Linked DNA regions of Mus musculus: region 2 is linked to region 1. A link is a contact called in ENCODE Hi-C data. All regions are on one chromosome and are shown on one strand. Each heading gives the region's core, a stretch centred on a gene start or an enhancer-like site at or near the end of the contact. The rest is flanking DNA. Distances are from core to core; before and after follow the strand shown.

Region 1 (7,246 bases), core at 184-2,683:
CTTTGCATTTGACTGGTGCTCCTATTATAAGGGAAGAGAAACCTGGAAAAGGCTGCAGAGAGCTAGAGAGTAGCTGGCTATTACCCACCATGTACTAAAAACGGTTTGGGGTGGGGGATGGGAGGTAACAAGACTGTTTCCATATATTCTTTGACGCCAGAAACAGATACCTGTGGACATGAATTTTCCACTTTTTTACAGGGTCTTAGGCCCCTAAGGTGTGAAGCAATCAGGAATTCACCCTTGAAAGGTAAACATTGCCCACCCCTATATTAACTTCTCTCTAAAGTCTTTCTCAGGGAGAACGTAAGATGTCCGCTGGACAGTCATCAGGGTCCCAAAACTCTCCCAGATGCCAGGGGACACAATATTGCAAGTTTTTGGGGTTGACGAAGTAAAGCAAAATATGGATGATATCTTTATCCTACCAACAAAGAGAGCCCAGGGAAGCAGACAGCTGATTCGTGAAGGTTGGGGTGGGCAGTGGAGCTCCAAGAGTGCTACTGGGAATCCAACAGTGAAAGTATAATTCCAAGAGGCAAGTAACTAGCCCAGATGTGTTCCCTGTAGCGCATGGTGTGCTGATAACTGTTTCCTTATTTACCCTTCTAAGCACCCCTGGAGTCTTTTTTGCTAGTCCCGCAAGGGCAGGCTCAGCCTCTGCAAACCCTCCCACTGAGAACCAAAGCCGAATGCCGAGGCTCTCTGAGCACTAACTCCAGGAGCACCGCTCCTCGCACAGAGATCAACTGGGGTCCCTTGGTCAGCTGCACACTAGAATGGGGCAGAGGTTGCGCTCCCTGCAGGCTCCCGAGCAGCGCCACAAGACAGCCTCTCCTCTACCTCCCGCGCGGGGCAGAGGTTGGCAGTGCAGCTAGCGGGCAGGAGTAAGTGGTGGGGGGCTCAAAGAATGGGGTGGGGCGGGGGTGGGGCTGCGGGTGCTGGGCGGGGGTGCGCCACAGCGCCCCCTTGCTGTGCGAGCCCCACGGTGCCCCAGTCAGCCTTTGCTCAGTCTCTCCAGCCCCTTTGTGTGATTGTATCCACCTCCATGGCACCCACCCGGGGGTGCTGACTGGGGCACTGACGCTGCCCGGGGTCCCGCCACTACTGATCGAGCCGCATTCCCTTCTTCTGCGTTTGTCCCTCGCCTGGTTCTCGGTCCCCAACTGTACCCTCTGGGCCGCGTCCAGCCTCTGTCGGCACCCCGCCGGTCCGGGGCACTAGTGTCCTCCGATCTTGATCTCCCCTGCAACACCACACACACTCCATCACTCCCCCATCCCAGGCCTCTAACGTGGAGAAAAACTAAAAGCAAAGCAAGGCAGAGTCTCCAATAAAACGCCCAGTACCCCGAGCCCGAGCGCGAGTGCCGGGCGGCGAAGGGCGCGGGAGGCGGGGATGGGGCGGCGGGCGGGGGGGACAATGAGCGCGTGAAGTTACCTGCCCGGCGGCGGCGGGCCGACAGCGCCGGGGCCGAGCGGACCAGGCAGGCTGCGCGCTCGGTGTGGACGGGTGCGCGCCACGGCTTGGGGGGGAGAGTTGAGCGCTTTTCCACCCTCTGTTTTTTTTTTCCTCTCTCTCTCTTTTCTCTCTCTCTTTTCTTCCTCTTCTTAAACAAACCACAAACGGATGTGAGGGAAGGAAGGTGTTTCTTTTACTCCTGAGCCCAGACGCCTCTCTGTTCCGTCTGAGCTTTTTTTTTTTTTTCTGAGCACTTTTTTTTTTTTTTTTTTTTTCAAAAAGGAAAAGAAAAGGAGTTGCTTGATGTGAGAGTGAAATGGACGTAAGATTTTATCCTCCTCCAGCCCAGCCCGCTGCTGCGCCCGCCGCTCCTTGTCTGGGACCTTCTCCCTGCCTGGACCCCTACTATTGCAACAAGGTGAACACTCTGCTTTTGTCTGCACCGATTCTGGCGGCTCGATCCCGGGAGGGGGGCAGCGGTGGCTGGACCGCGATGGGGCCCGCTGGGCGGACTGGGCCGGCTCGCAGAGGCCCGTCCCGGGCGCGCTCGGTCGCAGCCCGCGGCGGCGCTGCGTGCGCTCGGGTAGTAAATATTGTGGAGCAGCTCCGGGGGTTTGCCAAACAACGCGATTGTGCGGAAAGTGACACGATTTGCTCGGATTCTTTCCTTCCTGCTGTTCGCCACTAAGGATCCCTGCTTAGGTTTGCCGGGAGACATTTAAAAAAAAAAAAAAAAAAGCGAGAGATCGAGAGAGAAAACCCACGGAATACTTTGGGGGTGTGTCTGGGGTCTGGGAACTGAGGCAGAGTAGGAGAATTCAGTTTATATTCTAGTTCCTTCTTCTCCCTCCCTTTCTTGGACAGCGGGGGCTCGTGGCATCGCTTCCTTGCTCCGGATCACTTGCCAGAGGAGCAGCTAGGAGTCGGGGTGCAGGGACCCCGGAGGATCCGGCGTTCCCACACCGTGAAAATTATTCTGTAACTCTTTTGTTTTCTGTTCCGGCCGCCGAACTGGAGTTCGGACGCTGGCCCTCGAGACCAGGACGCTGTGGGCTAGTCGCATTATGATTTGGGGGAACAGATCTCGTTTGGGGGGTGTGGGGTGTGGAAATAGCAAGTTTACAGGAAGCCAAGCTAGCGCTTTGCATTCAAGTGTAAAGCTCCGACGCTCTTTGCCTGGCTGAAGCAGGGTCCCTGGCTGGGCTACATCATAGTCTGCTGACTTGGGCCACACAGGACAGCGGAAAGGTATTTAATGCTGGTGATCCAGAATGAGAACTCTGGCGAAGCTGCCCCGGAGCTCAGCTTGGCCCAAGGATAGGACAGCCAGGAGTTTCTAGGGAAGTAATTGCTCTCCTGGCTTCATGCACGCAAAACCTGAGAGGGACACGGAGGGACCGGAGGGATCGTCTCCAAGAGCAGCCACAGGCCACATCTCTCCTCTCCTGGGGCTTGGTGGATTTGTCTAAGCAGTCCTAGCTGATAGAGGTTGCTGGGGACAAGAAGGTCTCTGAAATGCATGGCAAGCCTTTTGGACTCCCAGTTCTTGCTTGATAAAAACCCCCGGCAGATTCTTCCAGTCCTTTCAGGCACTTCACTGACAAGTAGATTAATTCTTTGGGGAAAGTCTTTGAAACTCCCAACATTTGTCTCCTGAGGAGTCCTCACTTTAAAACGTGATGTAGAGGTGTTTAGCACCCCTGCCTCCTGGACTCTCTACTACCATACAGGCTAGTAGTTCTCAGCTCTCAGTCTTGATTATTACACACACACACACACACACACACACACACACACACACACACACACACACACAGCTGTGAGTTACAAAGCCTACAGTCACGCCACAGAGAAGCAACTGGGTGCCATGTCCACTGTAATATTCAGTAAGAGTTGTGAGCAAAGGTTAGTAGTTAGGCAAAGGGGTAATACAGGTCTTGAGGCCAGGGGCAAGTTGAACTTCAGCACGCACAGCAAAGTTGGTGAAATGAAGTTTTACACTGCTGCTAACACCATTCTTGCAGCCTAGAATATATTTTGACTTTAGAACTAAGGGCTTTATGCTTGATATTTTTCCCCCCTGATAACCAGAATACCGTTACTTTTTTCTTTAAAGTAGAAAGTCTGTCTTGGAGATTAAAGACCTGTTCTGTAGTTGTTACCAGAATCAAAAGATTGACACCATTTTTGGCAATAAAACTATACAAGTCCTATTACATTTATCAGTGAATTTGGGTTCCAAAAAAGAAGGTAATGACTTGAATACACATTTCACTCATTATTTCTGTGATAGTAGGGTCAGATTTAATTTAAAAGTTAAATGCTTTGGAAAATCAGGAATTACTTCAATATATTAAATCATTTTCCAATTTAAGTGCCTTAAATAATTTTAGAGGGTTGTGCTGTGAATTGAATGAATTAATTTTGAAAGTCTTCACCATTTCTTTACTAGTCCATTGAAGTTCCTTTTAAGTCACCCTGTGTGTAAGAAGCAAACTGTTCTTTTTAAATGCAAATTAGCCATCCTTTCTATAGACTAGTTGTAAGACTTCTATTTAACTTAGATGGGGAATAATGGATTTTTAAAAATGCAAAGTCATAAGACTTGTTTCTTCTAGTAGAAAAATACCTCCTGGAAAGGTTTCTCTAGGGACTCTTTCCCTATCCATCTCTGTGCCACAGTCTATCAAATATATTTGTCACTGCTTCTTGATTGTACTAAACACACTGAGAAGGTTTCAAGATCCCACAAAGCCCAGGCACTTGTTCCCTACCCCATGGTGATTTGCACTGGTGTAAAATTCCTGCCTAGTTCCACTATTTGAATTGCTTAGGACCGAGACAATCAGTGCTCATTTAGCAGTGAGGTGTAGGGAGATGTGAAAGAAGGGGAGAAGTTTGGAAAGATGAAAAAAATAAATCTGTATCTATATTTAGCAAAATCCTGTTGGATCAGGCTTCCCCATAGAGATAGATTGCAAAGTAAACCTGTTTTCCTTCTGAGCTGTAATGAATACACAGTTTATTTTAAATAACAGTCACTTTGTTGGGTTATTTGTTTTTAACAGGTTGATAAGATCATAAATTACTAATTATCTTTATTTTAAACCTGTCAACACTATACTGTTTAAAGTTGGTGTGCTAAGTCCCATTGGAACCATAACTTTCTGTGCTTTGGTGTCTCACAAAATGTAAATATAGTTTTCTGGTGGCACTTTTTTTTTCAATGTCAGAAGAGACCCTAATTGAGAAAATGAATATCCTCTTTCTGAGCTTTTCTGAATTGAAATGTGGTTGTTTTACTCTGCTGACACTTCCCAGATCCTCTGTTCTGTACAGTGCCAAAACACTATTTAGATTTCTCAGTTAATAAACTCTGTAGGAGGCACATTTAGAAGCAGTTTAACCCAGTGGTCTTTTGTAAGAGCTCCATCCACGATGAACATACCACAGTGCAAACTGGCCTTTACATTCACGTAGCCCACTGGGGGAACCAGGCAAACGACATCGCTTATGGCAAGTGTGTGAGGCCATCCCCTCCCTTAGACAAACTGCTAGAACTGGTGGCATGGTGCGTGCTTTATGTAGGTCAGCTTTTGAAAGAGCAGTGGAGATCAGAGACCGGCCAGAGGCATGTAGGATGGAGGGAACAGCTTTCACTTCTTGCAACTGAAAGCACAGTTCTATTGTAGACACTGAAAGATGGGTACCAGATCAGAGTTTCATCCAATTAGACTATTTTAAGTAACAGTGTATCCCTTAATTGAACTGAATGTTACCAAAGAAATTAGATTAAATGAGCTCCCAATTGGAGTGCTGCAGCAAAATACAGTCCCCCCTTTTTTTGTTCTAGTTGAAGATGTCAAATCATCATTTTGAACATATACCTACAGGAATAATAACAGCTTTCAGTTTCTTAGTGTAGTGTCATTTCTAAAGACCGTTTTTACAGATTTTATGCTAAAATGGGACAAAGACATGGCACGTTTTATTTTTGCGGTGATGTGATGTGTTCAGTTACTGCTCAGTATCTGCCCACGTGAGGAGCACTAATAAAATTACGTGCTAGCTTGGCTAATGATAGGGGTACTGACCTTGTCCAGCTGTGGGAGGGGAGTCATAGGCTTCACTGCTCACAAGAGTTGCTTTTATGTCCTGAGTCATCCATTGGTGGATTTAAAAACTGGGAGCCCCGCACATAAACTCAGGCTTAATACTAGCTACATGCAAAGTAAAGAATTGTGGCCACTTGAAATCCTGTGCTTTTGGATTGCAACGGAAAATGAATACTCTTTCCATGAAGAATCAAAAGGAAGGATCATTTGTGGACAGATGTTACACCTGTGATAACTTTTGAGTAATACACTATTAATCATAGCAATGAAATCTTTGGACTTTTCTTTCTTCTTGTATTGTACTATGCATTGTATTTTAATGTGGCAGCACATGCCATGCCTAAAATGCTGGACGTGGAAGCACACTGAGAAGGGGCCATTATTCCTCTTTGATGAATAAATGTAAGGAGACAGAGGAGGACAGAAGGAAGGGGAACAGGAGGAGAGGGGTAGAAGGGGAAGAAGGGGAGGTTCATAGGCAATTTAAAGCATCATAATTAGTCTTATCCATAACTCCTAGAACTTCTATTGACATATTTTTCTGTTTATTGATACTCGATGCATCATTTGTCTAATCAAAGTTTCCTTGTGGGTTATATGGGCTAGAACCTCCTATAAGTTAATAAATTTATAAACAAGAAAGAGTATAAGCCAAGACATCATATAGTTTTTGACACTAAATCTTATAGCACACAGAATCTTTAATGTTGCTATCTTGACTTTGTCACATATTTTAGTGTGACCAATCTCAATTCTTAACTGTGCCAAAAATTATAGTCATGAGGTCTGCAGAGATCTTATTTTTAACAGCATATGTGGCTGAGTATTCTGAAGTTTTGTTGTATATTTTTAAAGTTACTGGATGATAATGTTAAGTAGACTTGATAGTTTGCTTAGGTATAAAACCTGAAGCAATCTTTAATATCTTCTTGAATAGGTAGTGTACGGTTGAAATTATTTTTGGGATGTGCTTGCAAAGAGATTAAGATAGCAATAAAGACAAATGGGGAACTCGAAGGAGTAAGGAAATTCGCGTTGGTTTTGTATACGGGCTGATATGGTGTTTTCACAATGTTTTGTACATGTGATGGGCTCAGGATAACCTAGGATGCTGGAGGAGAGGGTTATCTGTTTGGGTGCCTATGCTTTTAATACCCTACCTCATGGTTGATCTCCACTGCCTTCACTCCTTGGACCAACCTGGCTTGGATACTGTCCTGCCCACTGTTCATATGAACCCATGGGGGATGTGCTGTCCATTCTTAGCCCTCCTCTGCAGGCCTTTGACCTCTTGTTTTTAGTTGCCTTGTTCCTCTTATTAACATCACCACTACCATCATGTTAACCTACCTGTTCTTCCTGAAGGATCCTGGCTGTATTTTGTGACTAATTAGAATTGGTCCTTACTTACGTTTTAAAACCCCAATGCCATCCCCCATCCCCATACACCTCAACTTTATTGGTACACTGTAATAGGCTGAGAAGTCCAGATGTGTTGCAGAGGAGAAGTAATTGTGGCTGTTTTCTCTAGGCCACCGTCTTTCTCCTACTACTCAATAAACTTAGCATTTAGAGACAGGCTCTGTGAAGCTCATCCTAAGCAAGCAAGCTTCTGTCGAATCCCAGAACATTATAAATATGAGACTGTGACCCTTAATTGGCACATACAC
Region 2 (6,761 bases), core at 3,261-5,760, about 38 Mb before region 1:
ACCACCTGCCTCCATCCACCTTCCTCCCTCCATCTCTCCTTTCATTCTCTATCACTTCTTCTCAGGTACACCTTCTCATACAAGAGAAAACTCTCTTCACACCTACTGTGAGTGTGTGTGTTTACTCTCAATTTAAAACAGACAAGGGCCCAGGAATAATGTGTGAGCCTCCATGTGAGATGACCCCAGGGTTCATTCCCAATGCTGCAAGAACTATTACTGCCTTTACTATAATAATAACCTACCCTGTGGTAATGTTTATTCCAATGCTAGTTATAAAACTGCATTTGAAAACACAATTTTTCTAAATAACTAAAATTGAGACAAAAATCACAGCTTTGGGAATATATGTCTAAAAAAAAAATTTCTGCTAAGCATCTATAAAATCCCCTGCATCTTTCAACTCAGGCTTAATAGTATTTCCCATCAGAAAGAATTAAGTGCTCTATTTCAGAGGCTTCCATGGTACTTTATAAAACACTCACCACATTTCTAATTACTTATTCAATGTAAACGTCCCAGAAGTATAGATCACAATTCCAGGAAGGCAGGGACCTTGTTCACTTTGTTAAATAGATCACAATAGCCAAGCCAAACAGCTATTTGGAGATGTTTATAAATGTTTGAAAACATGACTTCTATCATTAAGCCTTTGTTTTTTAGCGGCCCCCCTCCCCCGAAAAAGCCTAACAAATGCTTAGAACATAGACATTGTGATAGAATAATTTCTCAGTTGTCTTTATTCCAAAACACTAACCAAAAATCTACACAGTAGAGGTTTCAATTATCTACCAATGGAATGCTGATCAAAATAACAGTTCTGAGGAAAGGAAATCACGCTTGTCTAAACACCAGGAGCACCCTAGACAAAAGTAACAGTGCCAACTTACTCTTCCTTCCACTTTCAGCTTTACAAATACAATTAAGAAACAATCTTTGTTTTCCTAGGTTTGCGTTTCTGCCAGAACTTCAAGGTGTTTTGTCTGTTTTGTTAAGAGAACCAGCAGACTCCAGGAATCTAAGAGCCAAAAAAGTATACACTCAAGCTAGAGTTTGGGTGTTGTTTTCCAGAAATAAATGACTTCTGGTGTAATTCCAGATGGAAGCAAGAAGATACAGAGTTCCAGACTATCCTTAGCTACACAGTAAATTCCAAGGTCAGTCTGAGCTAGAAGATACTATTTCAAAATAAACCAAAACAGAACAAAACACAATTAATTTCTTTTTCCTTTAAAGGCTATAATGTACTTGCTCCCTCCATGTGATCTTTCAAGTTATTTTCAAGTTCTATGCTGTTATTGTCATTCCAGAGGAATGTGGCTGTCTGAATAATAATGCTCATGACATTTATCGGTTTATATTGAAATGTTAGCCTCAGAGGACTTCAAATGAAAGATGAATTCTTTCCTTTTTTTATTTAATAGGTAAATTAATTCTAAAAGAAGTCAAGGAATTATGCTTCCTTCAAAATCCTCAGTGGACCCATCCAGAGGATCCAGTGTGGACTTAAGATAAAACCTAATTCCAGGGCAGACAGGAAAAAAAAAAAAAAAATGAAAGAGCTAAATTACAGAGTTACAAATTTGTACCACTCTTGGAGCCATCCCAAAGGAAAGGGATTAAGAATAGAGCCATAGGCACACCTGTGAATATATGCCAAAAATAAACTACAGAGCCATAATAAAAACGGACTTCTTTGGGTCTAAGGATTTATCTCTTCCCATGAAAGGTAGAAAAATGAATTTAACAATTTAACCCCTATGGCAGTTAAGAGGATTTTGTTCCTTCTGTACTTGAAAACTGTGTTCTGGCATAACATACGCTTTTATATTTATATAGCTCATATATGCCAAAGTTAAGGTTTGCCTCAAGCTGTTTTGGTTTGTTACAACGTTAATTTCAATCAAATTCACTTAATTTTTAAAAAGTATACTCAAGGATGAGTATGAATCTGCATGTGTATCTGCATGTGCACACACACGCTTTTTGACGCAGAAGGCTTTCTCAGCTTTTTACTGAGCATACTTAACCAGCTAACACATGTTTCTGACAAACATTTACATCTAAAAAGTACCTGCTGGATTGTTTTCACAAAACTCCCTTTAGAAACATTTGAAGAAACAGGTCCAAAGACACAAGGAGGCCTCCCTAAGGCTGGACACTTGGTTAAGAACTCGGCTAGCATGATTTACATGTTCCTGATCTAAGCTAATCATCACTACAAATACTGCTATATGTGTACTGGCTAAACACCTACATTTATCTGACATATACATTAACTTTCCACAGGGAATACAAACCTGAAACAGACATTTTAATTAAAAGGAGTAGTAGACATTTAAACTTACAAATTTACTATTTAAGAACCTAACTGGTACTTAAACTTTATCAAAGTTCTGTGTGGTAGGGCACAGGGACACACAATAATCCTAGCATTTGGTCAGAAGTTCCTGTCTTAACCCCTAGAACCCATCCCCAAAGAGTAAATAAACAAAAGATGTTATCAAAGCACAGCAACTCAGAAGACTGATCACATTTTAAAATCTAAAATATCAGAAGTGGAAAAGAAGCTTATCTAAAGAAAGAATATAAAACCACTCACTGTGGTTTTTTTTTTTTGGGGGGGGGGGACAGTCATTGAATTTCTTTAAACTAACAAAGGTTAATTAGGTTTCCAGAATTTACCAAGACTTAAAAGCCAATATTCCCCCTTAAAAGATTACCTACTAGTCATTCTAGACGCTTTGCTCTTAATTTTCTTTCAAAGTATTTCCAGCTTAGAGCTTCTTTCTGGGTGCTATAGGTCATCTGAGGTAGATTTAAATCCCAAATTTGGTCTTATTCATTTGATGGTGCTGGGGACTATATCCAGGGGCCTGGACATGCTAAGCCAGTGTTCTACCTGGGGCTGGACCCCACCTTGAGGGCTGAATTTTTAAATCCACAGTTGTCAATGGATAAAATGACTAATAGTTTATTCTCCACTTAGGTTTATAACTTACAAGAATCTCAGTGTGCTACTGAGATTCAGTGAAGGCAGAAACAAAACCAATTACAAAAGTTAAAATGTCTGCCCCTTTTTCAAATGTTACTGTCACTTCCAATCAAAGGAGGTAAGGAATCCAAATGGGACCATCAAAGAGAGAAACAATGGGCTTGTCTCCATGTCAGAAATGCATGCTAAATTTACTGATGTTAACTTCTAACTACTCTTTGGACTCTGCTGGAAACAGTGCTTCTCCTATTTGTCCCATGCACTGTTAATCGTGTAGTTTTCATACAATTTTCACTTCCAATTCTTCCCTCAGATCATTCCCCATCCTCTGACTAAATGACAATAATTAACTGTCCCTAAAGCACAACACCGTCTTAAATACACACGCTGCAATTTAAGGTCTAAATGTTCAACACCAAGTCGAGAGCTTTTGAAGGGAGCCTAGTCATTAAATTAAGGGTGATTTTATACTTGGGAAAAACAGGCTCAGGAAAAAAATTATCCAATGGGCTAAAAAAGGCCCTTAAAAGTTTCCTTCTGCCGGGCGTGGTGGCTCACCCCTTTAATCCCAGCACTCTGGAGGCAGAGGTAGGCGAATTTCTGAGTTCGAGGCCAGCCTGGTCTACAAAGTGAGTTCCAGGACAGCCAAGACTATACAGAGAAACCCTGTCTCAAAAAAAAAAAAAAAAAAAAAAAAAAAAAGTTTCCTTCATTCAACCCTGAGACTTGAAATCACAGTAAACTCGACCTAAAGGTATTCTGAGCGTCGGCAGCTAATCAGTGATGGCTGGAACTGGGGGCTGCCAACTCCCAACCTCGATTTCCCCACAGTAAAATTGACTACAACTGTCTGCTGTTAGGGTGTGCGGGCGCGGGGGCAGAGGATCATCTTAGGATACCCTGGTTTTATATAAGGAATGGGGCATAGTTCCCAGATTCTTTGTGTCTACTCGTGAAGCGGCTACTTGACAGCACCAGCTTAAGGTGGCCCCCGACTGGACGCATCCTTGAGGGCCAGGTTCCCCTCAGCGAAGGGAGACCTCCACATTTCGGGACTGGCCCACCTCCCCAGGACGGGTGAACCGTGGGAGGCGGTGGAGTAACGCCGACAGAGAAGACGTGCCCGTCAAGGCCATCGCCGCCCAGCCTTGCCCAAGCCCTGGTCTCGGGCCGCCAAACCCCAGCCCGGTCACTGAGCCGCGTGGGGCGGCACGGAGCTGAGAGGCCATTTGCTGCGCTGCACTGCGCTGAGCCCCGAAGGACCGGGAGGGGAAGGCCAGAGAGGGGCACGCATTAGTTCCACAGCTCCGCGGGCGAGGCGGAGAGGGGAAGGGGTCCCCCGGCCGCGGGACAGCTCGGGGTCCGTCACACACATACTCACTGCCGCGGCCGCGACCAGGAAGCACCAACCAGGAACCGAAACGCGTAGAGGAACGGGGAGGGGCGAGGACAAATGAGGTAAGGAAGCCGCGTCCGCGCGGACTCCAGGGAGGAGAAGGTACTTCCGGGGAAAACAGAGCTCTTGGGAGCTGTCCTTCCGCCCAACCCGCGAGTCCTCCGAGCGCATGCGTAACGCTTATTAACCCTTTGTTTTCTCCGCCTATAAACTTTGTGTTTGGTTTTGTTCTTTTTTTCTTCATCCTTCCTTTCGAAAAGAAATCTCGGCTGAAAAAATTATGGTGCATATTTTTATCTTATGAGTTATACTAAATAGAAGCTACTTGAAGGGCAAAAGTAAGTGCGAGTTCACTTACTCCCGTGTTGGAAAGAAAACTACAATTCCCATGATACCTTGGTCCGGTCGGCAGGGGCTGTCTCTTTTCTAGCTCTGGGTGACGCCCTCGTAGTAACACGTGGCGCAGAGCAAATCGGCCCCTTTTCCGGGTGGAGGTCAGAGTTAGTAGGGGATTTAGGGTTAGTAGGTGACTTCGGAGAGGGACCTTGATAATGCCAGCGCGGGAAGAGGCATTTTTGAGAGTGTCTGGTTTGGGTTTTGGTTTTTCCGCTAGTGGGAATAGTGACCGCACGGCTTTTCTCACCTTAGGTTGTAAAGTGCACTCGGAGGTGCTTCCGCCTTGTTAACTGTTTGTGAACCGTGAAGAGCTGCACTCCTGCAACACGGAGTAAATGCTGTTCTTTCTGGTACTAGGAGACGGTGTTCACGGCCTCCAGCATTGGTTCCCTTGGTCACACCTTTAAGAAAAAACAAAAAAACAAAAAAACTTTAATTATGAGGTTGGACGTGTAACCCAGTTGGTAAAGTGCTTGCTTACCGCATAGAAGGCCCTGGGTTCATTTTTAAGTTCCACCACATAAGCAGCCTAGTACAGAGGAGGTGGAAAAAGGAAAATAAGGAATTCAAGTTCATCCTTAGCAACGTGGAGCAGTCAAAGATAGCCTGAGCTACTTAAGACCTTGTCACAGTCAAACACAAACAAACATAAGTTCATCTAAGCAACTTTACAAATACCGAATTAGGTACTGACAACATCCCTGATAGATGAGTTTGATTTTAAATCTTTTTGCCAACATTTATTGAACATATTAGAGCCAAGCTGTCAGCCTTCTACGTTATTAGAAAACTAAGCTTATATTTACTTAAACTAAATTATAGGGGGGTTGGGGGAAGAGTTTCAGGAAAATGTCAGGCTGTTCTAGAAAGTCCAGATAAAGTAGAAGAATTTTAAGGTCTTGTTACAGTATTAGGAGTTTGAAAATAATTACAAAATTCGATTAGCATTATGGTTATGTGCTAGGAAAGAAAGGGACAAGACACTATAAAAAGGCAAAATTGAAAAACCTATTTGGGGGATAGAAAAAGTGGTATAGAAGTAGGTCACATGTTTGGACAGTTCAGGGAATATGTGCCAAAGGAATGCTGTGTGTGTGTTTGTGTGTGTGTATGTGTGTATTAAAAGACTGAATTTTTAATCAAGGGCCATAATAACTCCTCTTAGTATATTGTTAGCTTACAGGTGATTTCACTAGACTCCTCCCAGGGACCGAGCAAGGGATTAGAGGACCTATAAAAGGACTGCTGGCCACCCGGCTCTCTGTGTGTTCCATAATCTCATATGTCCTCTCCTTTTTCTTTTTTCCCCTCCCCCCTCTCTGTTTTCAGAGTTCCCTCTCCCCCGTCTGTCCTCAGAGGTCCCCCTACCTCTTGCCCTCGTGGCCCCTGCCTGCCTCTATACCCTTTCCTACCCTGTCCCAGGTCCTCAGTCCTCTCCCTTCCCCCAGGAAACCTCTTTTATACCAGATCTGTTGCATGGCATAATTACTCAGGAATATGCCTTGGCATGAGCTAAGTACCCACCAGGTACCCCCATTCATAACAATATTGTTTTGCTGCCCCTTTTGCTAGTTTTTTAGGTTTTACTACAGAGCTTAGTCCAGCCTTAAACTCAAGTACTGGGATTGCAAGTTGGTGCAACCTAACCTAACCTTAAAAACCTAACTTTTTTTTATTATGTGTGTTTGGTTGTTTGAGACAAGATCTCTTTACTGTGTAGTCCTGGCTGTTCTGGAACTCTCTATACAGACCATACAGGCCTTGAACTCAGAGATCTGCCTGCTGAGCTTCTGAGACTAAAGGCGTGTGCCACCGTGCTCAGTGATTATTTTTATTATTAGTGTTAATTTCTATTTACAAAAAAGGAGAAACCGACTCAGATGAACAGATTTCTAACTGCCAGAAGTAGTGAATACTGCTTAATCTTGAGTTTATCAGCTTAATCAAACTGAAAAGCACTGATGAACCCTTCTG

What was found. A loop is a pair of places that touch in the nucleus more often than their neighbours do.
Region 2: a loop to region 1 is called in a map of T-helper 2 cell, with 40 times the contacts of the local background. The contact joins the promoter of Zcchc7 here to the promoter of Tox in region 1. A Hi-C loop is called at or near these places in 2 of 37 maps with a recorded cell type or tissue (T-helper 1 cell and T-helper 2 cell).

The regions. Positions count from the first base shown.
Region 1 is chr4:6,985,023-6,992,268 of GRCm38, reverse strand. It overlaps Tox (thymocyte selection-associated high mobility group box), which reads left to right and starts at 1,433. Exons shown (of 9, transcript NM_145711.5): 1 at 1,433-1,879. The coding sequence starts at 1,778.
Region 2 is chr4:44,754,308-44,761,068 of GRCm38, reverse strand. It overlaps Zcchc7 (zinc finger, CCHC domain containing 7), which reads right to left and starts at 4,510. Exons shown (of 9, transcript NM_138590.4): 1 at 4,377-4,510.